Linked DNA regions of Homo sapiens: region 2 is linked to region 1. The links are chromatin contacts, found by Hi-C or POLR2A ChIA-PET in ENCODE. All regions are on one chromosome and are shown on one strand. Each heading gives the region's core, a stretch centred on a gene start or an enhancer-like site at or near the end of the contact. The rest is flanking DNA. Distances are from core to core; before and after follow the strand shown. Region 1 overlaps IGF1R (insulin like growth factor 1 receptor). Region 2 overlaps IGF1R (insulin like growth factor 1 receptor).

Region 1 (4,893 bases), core at 1,846-4,345:
AGGAGGCTGAGGTAAGAGGATCGCTTGAGCCTTGGCGGTCGAGGCTGCAGTGAGCTGTGATTGCACCACTGCACTCCAGCCTGGGGGACAGAGCAAGACCCTATCTCATAAATAAATAAATAAATAAATAAAATGTAATATTCACTAAGTGTAGCCTAAGTGTACAGTATTTATCCAGGCCTTCACAATTACTCACCACTGACTCACTGACTCACCCAGAGCAACTTCTGGTCCTGCAAGCCTGACTCCTAGTAAGTGCCCTATACAGGTGTACCATTTTTTTATCTTTTACACTATATTTTTTACTGCACCTTATCTATGCTTAGATTCAGAAATACTTACCACTGTGTTACCATTGCCTACAGCGTTCAGAACAGCAACATGCTCCACGGGTTTGCAGCCTACGAGCAACAGGCTATACCATGGACCCTAGGTGTGTAGTAGGCTGTATCAACTAAGTTTGTGAAAGTACGCTGTATGATGCTGGCATAATGATAAAATCCAATTACCTAACAATGCATTTCTCAGAACATATCCCTGTCATTAAGCAACATATGACTGTCTATTACTGAGATCTGTACATTTTTAATTACCTTCATGTTACTGAATCCAGCTTTAAAAAAACAGCAGGAAACCATTTTTTCACTGTGTTTCAAGTCAGCTACAATTTAAATATCATTAGTTCGGTGTCAACCTAAAATGGAAACAATTACCAGTAGAACATTACATATTACGTTTACTTTTCATTTTTGGTAGCACAATTCCTATCTAGGAAAACATAATAAGTTTCCTGTAGGAAAAGTAAGATAAAGGAATTAAGAATTCTTAGGGGTCTCACTCACTTAAGACCGCTAATATATGAGAAAAAATATCTTGTGCTTTGAGAAGTAAGCTTCAATTACCTGGGAAATCAACTCAAGCAAAAAACTCTTTCAATGATGCTAGACAAATAAAATGCACAGGTAGATGTTTGCACGTCCACAGAAATTGCAGCCACAATCAGATGCATTCTTCAGATGTGAATTCGTGCATACAAGCAACCCCTGTCTTTCGCAGAGTTAAGTTCAAATCCTGTACACACTTTGTTCCACAAAATTGCTGTTGGCTTGCATCTCTTTTGTCACCTTTCTCCATCCTTAAGTCCTCCAAGGTTCTCTCAGGGCCAAGACTGTAGGGTTCAATGACCTTCCCTGGTCAGCTGTAAAACTAGGGCTAGCACCTTCAGAATCCGCCAGCCACACCCTGCTCCAGCTCACCACCATGAGTTTTCTCTCATCAGCCTCCAAAGTCCAAGCCATCGCTACATCTCAGAGATGACGTACAACATGTGCCTTTATTTTATACTCTCAAGATGCTGGATATAGTAGTTATTATCCAGAAAGAATGACTTCACAATCAGGATCCGAGACTGGCTATAAACAGTGATCGAATCCTCAACTCATTCCCTCTCGCACCTACAGGAAGGTATTAACAACTGATCCTCCCTTTCATTTTTAGAGTAACAAACCCAGCTTGTACTACCCATGCCTACAACAGCCCAGATGTGGCACTCAAGGTTGAAAAGGGGCCACAACTTGGTAACGGGACACACATGACCCCATGCAGGAGAACAGCCAGGGCCATGAGGAAAGGGACTTTGGTGCACAATGGCAGGTACCTATGCCCTTGCTGGGACATGGGGCATCAGGGTCATTACCAGATGGGTTTACAAAACACCAAAACACGGACAGCAAAAGTAAGATGCTCAGTCCATTGGCTTGCAGTGTTTCAGAGTCCCTGCTTGCTGCTAGCCACGGGGATGGGGGCTGGGAGTCATCCTGTTTAAAAGCTGCAGTGAAAACCCAGTGTGGTCGTCTCTGTTCTCAATGTCTACCTTGGAAGAGGGAGTTCTTAACCTCTGTGGCAGAGCAACCTGAAAACAGAATTATACTCCATACACATAGCTACAATGCCTCATGCAGAATGCTCTTCCCAAAACCGTGCTCAAGGATACAAACCCAGGCTGTCCAATTTGGGGAAATCATTGTTTGAGGGTGGCACAGACAAGCAGTCGGCTTGGGGTTTGCTCCCTGTGCACAGCTCGATCATCAAGGAAAGGCCTCTTCCGGGCCTCAAAGCTCCCTTTGTGAGGAATGAGGCCCACTGTCGAGGCTCACACAGGCAGCTGTAACCAGGCTGCCCCTCTCTCTGGGTGTTTGTTTTGATAGAGGTTCATTTATGCCAGAGACAATGCCCGCTCTCTTTGTTCTGCCCCCAGCAGGAAGCAGTGCAGGGAGGGGGACCAGCATTGTCACACAGCTTCCAATTCAGGTTTTGGTGGCCACAACAATGGGGCCTCAAGGGCCACAAATAAAGAGCCGCTCACGGGGAGCAGGGCAGAGAGACTGGCACATGTGGACCCCAGCACACCCCAGGTAGAAGTCACCTCCTAACAAGTGCTCAGGCTCACTATCAAGGGCTTTGAGGGCTCTGAGGTTGGGGAGAGGGAGGCCACCTCCTCTTCTCTTAAGTGGTGCTGGGAGGGAGAAGTAAGCAAGGTCCCCGGGGATGACAAAGCCTTCCTACCTCTCCTACCATTTATCCCAACTAAAGGAGCAAACACTCAAAAAAGCAAGCAAAAAGAATGCACACACATGCTTCGTGTTCTAACTTACCAACAGTTGCACAAGGAAGAAAAAAAGTCTAATCTGAATTGCCAAAAATGAACAATATCCTTTAAAATGAAGCCTGGGCTAGATGGCTGCAAGTGAATGAAATGTATTACCCAACTGCTGCTGTAACACAAGCCCTCTCCTCCCCCTTCTGGGCCTCATTCATAAAAAGCCTGCTTCGCCCCAGCAGCTGCAGGAACTGGGACTGGATTTGTGTTTTGTGCCGGTGTTTTCCAAGACAGAGGGAAACAATTGAAACAGACAATCGCTCAGATACCAACACCAAGTTCGCCTCCCCTTGAGAAGTTTGCTGCAGTCTCCTGGTCTAATCCAAATAGGTGGAGGGAGGGCTGGGAGGGCATCCTGCAGAGCTGTTCAGTGGCGGTTCTAACGCTAACACCCAGCGTGTTATTAAAGGAATTCCCATCTGCTGAGTCACACTCCGTATCTTTCACTCCCTGACATTTTATTTTTTTTTAATCAAAGGTTGTTCTTTGTTGGTAAAACGGGGGTTGCCAAGTTAATTAAAGATTGCCAAATTGGGGTAGAGATAGCAACACAACTCCCAAAGAGGTAATTTTTTCATTGTCCACTTTTAAATGGATATTACCATCTACAGACTTTATGCAGCCTGCTAGAAATCTTATGAGATAAGGAACAACTTCAATTCTTAATATATTTTTCTAATTTATGAATAAACCAACAACCAACATGCTTCATCCAGGCAGGATGAAGCACTGTCTCCCTCGCCCACACCCTTTTCCACAGCTGCCCTCCCAGCCCAGCATCTTTTATCACCTAGAAGGGCCAAGGAGGCTGGTTTGTGCAACTCAACAAGCTCTGTAAAACACCAAGTCCCTAGAAATCTCAGAAATCACCATGAGAAACGAGAGGCTACCAAACTTTTTAGACTCAGCAGCCTTCTTCAAAGCAGGGCCCAAATACAAGAGCATGTTCTAATTTACCAGGAATGGTTTTAATACAAGAATTACATAAGAACAGAGTGCAGGAAAGGAAGGGAGAAATAAAACCATTCTTGTTGCCCTAATACCAGAGCAGTCTTCCGGTGAATTGATACATAAATTCTCTCCAGAGACAAGATAATCCAAGCTATTAACTGTTCCCCTCTCAACTCTTGCAAAACACAAGGCTTCGAAACCTTGAAGGGGGGCAGGTGGAGGGGAAAGCCTGCTATATATTTCTAGAAAATACCAAATTTAACACCACGATCCCAGCCTGCTCATCACTGCTGGGGATCAGCCATTCTGGGAAGGTAACAGCAGCCCTCAGCACTCCCCTCCGCTAAGTAAACACTCCTTTCTACCACACTCGGTCCCCCATGCCGGCCGCCTCCCACCTCTGCCTGTGGACTGACAGCCGAGGAAACAAGAAAACAAGCTGGAGATACCAAATGAATCTTGCGAAATACATGGTCTGTGATTAAATCACAATAACTCTAACCTCCTCAAAGGCAAACATATCAAGATAGCAAGCTGAGAGCAAAATAAGCAAGTCTTAACAGAAATTATGCCAAGCTTTATAAAGGGATTACCCACACCTCCTAGAGGCTGTGCAGCCTGGAATCCAGGGTGGTTTGGGTTTTTTTTTTTTTAAACTTACTGCAGCCCTTCTAGCTATCCAATGAAAGCTCTTACAAAGAAACCTTCAGGTCTGCAGTTCTCTGTGGGTTTTCTATGAATATGAACGTACTTTACGGGTGGAGAAAACATATCCATGATCATGTTTGAGGGGCTCACGAAAGGGGGAGGCACATGAATTATACCATGAATACAGATATAATGAATACAGATTTAGTGAGATTTTAATACCTCAATATTCTCTGGTCCCACTCTTAAACATCGCCCTTCAACCATCAAAACATCTTAAATCCTGGGGTAGGGGCATAGTTACCCAAAGTTGTGGTACCTTCCCTAAAGAAAACTGAAATACATACCAGGACACACATAATTCTGTCAAGTTTGTCCCTAACTGTGTGATCTTGGACAAGTTAGCTAACCTCTCTGTGCCTCAGTTTCTTCATTTATAACATGGCTCTAATAGCAGAACGAACCCTTGAGAGGCTGTTGCAACAGCTGGTACACAGTAAGTGCTCAATAAATATTCGTTGCTGTTATTAACATTGTCCCTATGCCATCTCACCCCCCATATAAGCTCTCTGCTAACTTTCCAACACAGAGAACAAAATCCAAATTCTTCACCATGGCTCCAGGGCCCATGTGAT
Region 2 (4,463 bases), core at 444-2,943, 74 kb before region 1:
TACAAATGTAAAACTATCATCTTTGGAATGTTCTCGCAAAGATTACTACTAAAAACAAAAACAAAACACTTGCCATTCCCACAGAATTCTGTTGGCTCATATTTTATTTTGCTAGTTTTTATTTTTGTGGGTGGTAGAGCTGGTGGTAGTGGGGCTGTGCACTTGATACAAGTATACCAGCCTTGCCAGAATGCATTAGAAGTGCTAAAACCCCATCTTGGCAGTACAAATCCAATCATATTGGCAACTCTCATTTCCTCAATTTCAACTAGGGAAAAAATCTGACCCCACACTTTATAAAACGTGGATGAAGGATTTCAAAGTTCAAGACTCTCTCTCTCTTTTTTTTTTTTTAACTCTTAATAGTTTTCTTTTTTTGTAGATGATAGGTAAAATTGGGTTCAAATGAAGAACACAGGCATCCCATGAGTAAAATCCTAGTTGAAGAGTGAATTTCACCTGTAAATGCCCAATGGAGATGGCCTTCCAGCAACCTTCTGCTTTTTCCAATTAATTAGGAAACATCTGGGAGTAAATTCTTATTTGATCCCCAAACCATTAAATATCTACTATTATTTCCTGGTTTTAGGTATTCGGTTCATTCCAGACTATCATGCAAATTGTAAAGTGAATTATTTTGCTGCTGGCCCACCCAACATCACTTACAGTTTTAGGAAAGCTGGAACATGAAGCCAATTATGACAAAGCCTACTGTTACTAAAAAGTAGCGTGGAAAATTCAAGGGCTTTCCCTTCAGACGTGATGCGTATGAGGCCTGTCATCCATCCTATGCCCCGGCAAACTATCTGACCACTCTGGGCCAAACTGAAGGAGGTCACGCTTAGAGAGTCCTAGCACCGTGCTCCCAGATCCAGTGGGCTTCTCCTCTCTTCCTGCTGGGGAAGCCTTCACCCCAACCCCACAGCCTCATCTTTTAATTGCCTCCCAAACATTAGCTGATTTTCAGGGATCAAAGGAATTTGCTTTGAAAGATGAAGGAACTTAACACTTAGAATAACTATAAAATCAAAACAAGCAGGGCAGCTCTACAGTGGAAAGCACACGTGATCTTTCATTCCATCCTTGGTCTGAACACTAAAGCCATTCTCAAAAAAAAAAAAAGTTCATACACATAACTGCCCATGCATCCACATGCTTTGCAGACACGAGAATGTGTGAAGTTTACTTGCTCAATGAAGGGATCAGTAGACAGCAACTTGTACAACACATGACTGTACTTCCCAAATTAACTTCTTAACCCTTTCCCTGAACACCGTAAAAACCCAAACTGGCCAAGTCACCTAAAAAAAAAAAAAAAAGAAAAGAAAAGAAAAGAAAGAAAGAAACTAAAAGGAATCTCAAGCATAAATCTCTTCTTCAAAAATCTTATCCAACATTCTGGACTTGAATAATCTGAAAACAAAGATCTGAAAATGTTTCATTTTTTTTTTTGGCCTTCTTCAAAGAAATAAGCTTTGTAGGAACTTTGAGATTCATGTCAAAACAACTGCTGTCTCCCGAAATCCCGGAGCATCCTCGTCCCGGAGCCGAGGACCTGGGCAGGCCAGAGGGCAGAAGCTGCAGGCTGCAAACTGGTGTGCAACATCCCTGAGGATGTGTTTGTGTTTTACTCACAGAGAACAAGTACTGGCAAGTGACAAAAAAAGAACATGTTTTGCAAACAATCAGTGTGACCTGAAACCCAGGGTAAAGGCTGAAGTCAGCATTTGTTCACTGCAGCACGAGCCAGGCTCTGCAATGCTTGTTAAATGGAGTGCTCTGGAGAAGAGAACGGCTTCTCAGTTTCCCCCAATCACCCAGAGGACCTGGGAAGGGAGGGGAAAAGGAGGGCCGACTCCCCACCCCCAAGCTAGGCTGTATCAGTTTGTTCTGCTTCACTGCAGAGCTGGAGCCAGGGAGCATCTTTGAAATTAGATGAATGCCCAATGGAAGGGGTCTTCGAATTCTGGAGCTGAAAGCAACTCAAGATCACGACATCCAGTCAAATGTCTTCACTTGGCAGATAAAGTGAAGACCAGAGAACCAAAGCTATGAAAGCCACACCACTCACAAGAGTTGGGTTAAACACCCAGGTCCCCAGCCTCTGAGCCCACGGCTCTTGTCACATCACGATGTCCCCAGCTCCCCTACTTCACCGAAAAGATCTCTCAATCTTTAAAGCATATGACCCCTTTTGACAAACAACCCGCAAATTTTCTTTAATACTGTTGGAAATGTTGAAATGGACTGCCCTCCTCCAATTTCCAATTCTGAAACTGCCTATTGAAAACGTTTTTCTCCCAACTGCACTTGCTTCCCACCCTGCCAAACAGACTTCTGCTAGTCTAAGTAAAGCCTCTGAAGTGCTTTTCCCCAACTGCACTCTCCTTACTCCTATCTAAATAAACAGCACCCGAACTTCTCCTTAAGTCCACTTTTTTCTTCTGCTTCACAGATGGGAAGACTTGCTCTTCCTAAATTACCATTCTCACCCCATGCAAGAGCTCTGCCGGGCCACCAAAGATACATTTTGGACCTGTTACTTCCATCCTCCTGCCCGCCCTGTCCACATCACATGCCCATAACTCCTCCCTCCCTCAACCCCCATCCTTTGAAATTTCTAAACCCCCGGCAGAGGAAGCGCCGCAGGGCTCTTAATAAGCTCAGTCATGCTCGAAATATCTGTTTCACCCACGAGGTGTGGTAGGCAGCAGTTCTGACCGGAGCATACATTTAGGGAAAAGATTATCTACTTCCAAGACTCAGTATTTGGAATTCCTAAAAATGCCACTTATTCATTTTCATTAACATACCTGTGAACTTGCAACAATTTTGAGGGTTGAAAGGATACCATCTGTAATAGCCAGCATCCACCTACACACATGGTAACTGCAGCAGGTTAAGAAATCGCCCTTTCTGTTGGTGTGACCACAGAAAGATATTGCATATTGCAACTCTCTTTGCCCTGGAACTTGCAAAACTTACAGGAAATCTTCCACCACCTACATAGAAAATCCACTGCCAGAAAAATGAAGTGTAAACACTTTATATTAAATTAGCCAGAGGCTTAAAGAAATCACATCCCAATCCGATATTTTCAAATTCTGGCTCACTTTCAAGTTTTATGGTGCACACAGGAGCAGAGGCACAGCGGACACATGACTGCCCTCTGCAGAATGTTTTGTTTTTTCGATGAAGAGAAATAATCTACAAATTAGTATACAACTCAAGCTACCTAGAGAAAGCAGCCAGCGATCTTGCTTCCTTTATGTGGGGTTTCTTGTCCATATCTTTACACTGGACTAGGATGGCCATCAAAAATACAAATCTATTTACCTAAAGAGAAATCTTGAAGCTGATCCTAAACTTATTGGAGATTTTTTTGAAAAAAAGTATCAGTGAAAATACAGAAAGAATAGGAAAAAGTGGAAAATGTTGATGTGCCTCAGGTTATTACGTATAACATGCATCAATAAGTCTTGTGAGATATCCCATGTAAAAAAATTTACCAGCTGCTAACATTGTCATTTACCCCAACCCCTCCCACTGGAGCAGCTTTACCTTCAGGGTGCACATCCCCTGAAGTGGCCCCTTGACATCCTTGGCTTGCCTTCAGGGAGGAGGACATGATGACGCGAGGTAGCATTCCTCTGTACACAGTGTCAAAAATATATTAAAAAGCAAACAAAACTACCAGTCCAGAAGCTATGCTGGCAAAATTTAAAGCAAAAAATTTAGAAACAGCCTACGCCCATTTATATGCCAGCCTGGCTGCATTTTTAAGGGCACAAGTCATGTCTGTCTGTCTGTTTTGTTTTTTTTTTTAATTGGTTTTAGGGAAAGTCAATGTTTAAAATTTTAAGATGCTTAAGTTCATCCTCTGCTTAGGAGGCAGAGCATGGGGATGGCAGGCTGTGCCCATGCAAGAACAGGGACTCTCGGGTTAGAATGAAGTAAGTTTCTATCCCAGCTTTGTCATTTATTGGCTGCTGTGTATCAGAGGGACTTGTTTTCCTCAGTATACACATAAGACAAATTTCACCTGTGCTACTGGTATAAGATGAAATGTGGCAAACCACGGAACTATACTGAGTATGTCTCCTGGCGGATCTTAGGTACTCTTTAAACATTAGCTACTATTATTATTTGATCCCTAGACTGAACTTCTAGTCCTGACTCTGCTAATTCTGCCTGCTCAGCTGAAGTGTACATGGGGTAGGAGAGATGTCCAGTCTCGCATTATGACCCGCTGGTCTCTCATCCTTGGAGGTGTCCAGTGGATTATAACGTGCTGGGAAGTGGGTAAATGGGGAGACCCCAAGCCATGTCTCTGATCAGTTCATATACTAGTAATCCACAGATTTAATTTCCAGGGGAGGGCTATGTGGCAAAGAAAGAAAAAAAATCATAAGACAAGATTCTAAAATATTTCAAATTTCACCTCTGCTCAAATGAAAATATTA

What was found. A loop is a pair of places that touch in the nucleus more often than their neighbours do. ChIA-PET counts read pairs that join two places held with the same protein, here RNA polymerase II (POLR2A). Pooled maps may share reads with other maps.
Region 2: a loop to region 1 is called in a map of stomach, with 2.1 times the contacts of the local background. The contact joins two enhancer-like sites. A Hi-C loop is called at or near these places in 1 of 168 maps with a recorded cell type or tissue (stomach) and 2 of 50 pooled maps. POLR2A ChIA-PET finds 5 or more read pairs at or near these places in 8 of 52 experiments (A673, AG04450, HEK293T and 5 more).

The regions. Positions count from the first base shown.
Region 1 is chr15:98,798,738-98,803,630 of GRCh38, reverse strand. The region is part of intron 2 of IGF1R (insulin like growth factor 1 receptor); the gene reads right to left. Among named protein-coding and RNA genes, the nearest start is that of MIR4714, 17 kb to the right of the region's middle. RefSeq lists an enhancer at 3,491-4,186. Within about 2 kb of position 3,095, at least 22 of the 41 ENCODE cell types and tissues checked have a DNase peak (open chromatin) inside an H3K27ac peak, as active enhancers do; they include A673 and PC-9, where a contact is called at or near this core.
Region 2 is chr15:98,872,206-98,876,668 of GRCh38, reverse strand. The region is part of intron 2 of IGF1R (insulin like growth factor 1 receptor); the gene reads right to left. Among named protein-coding and RNA genes, the nearest start is that of MIR4714, 90 kb to the right of the region's middle. Within about 2 kb of position 1,693, at least 13 of the 41 ENCODE cell types and tissues checked have a DNase peak (open chromatin) inside an H3K27ac peak, as active enhancers do; they include A673 and PC-9, where a contact is called at or near this core.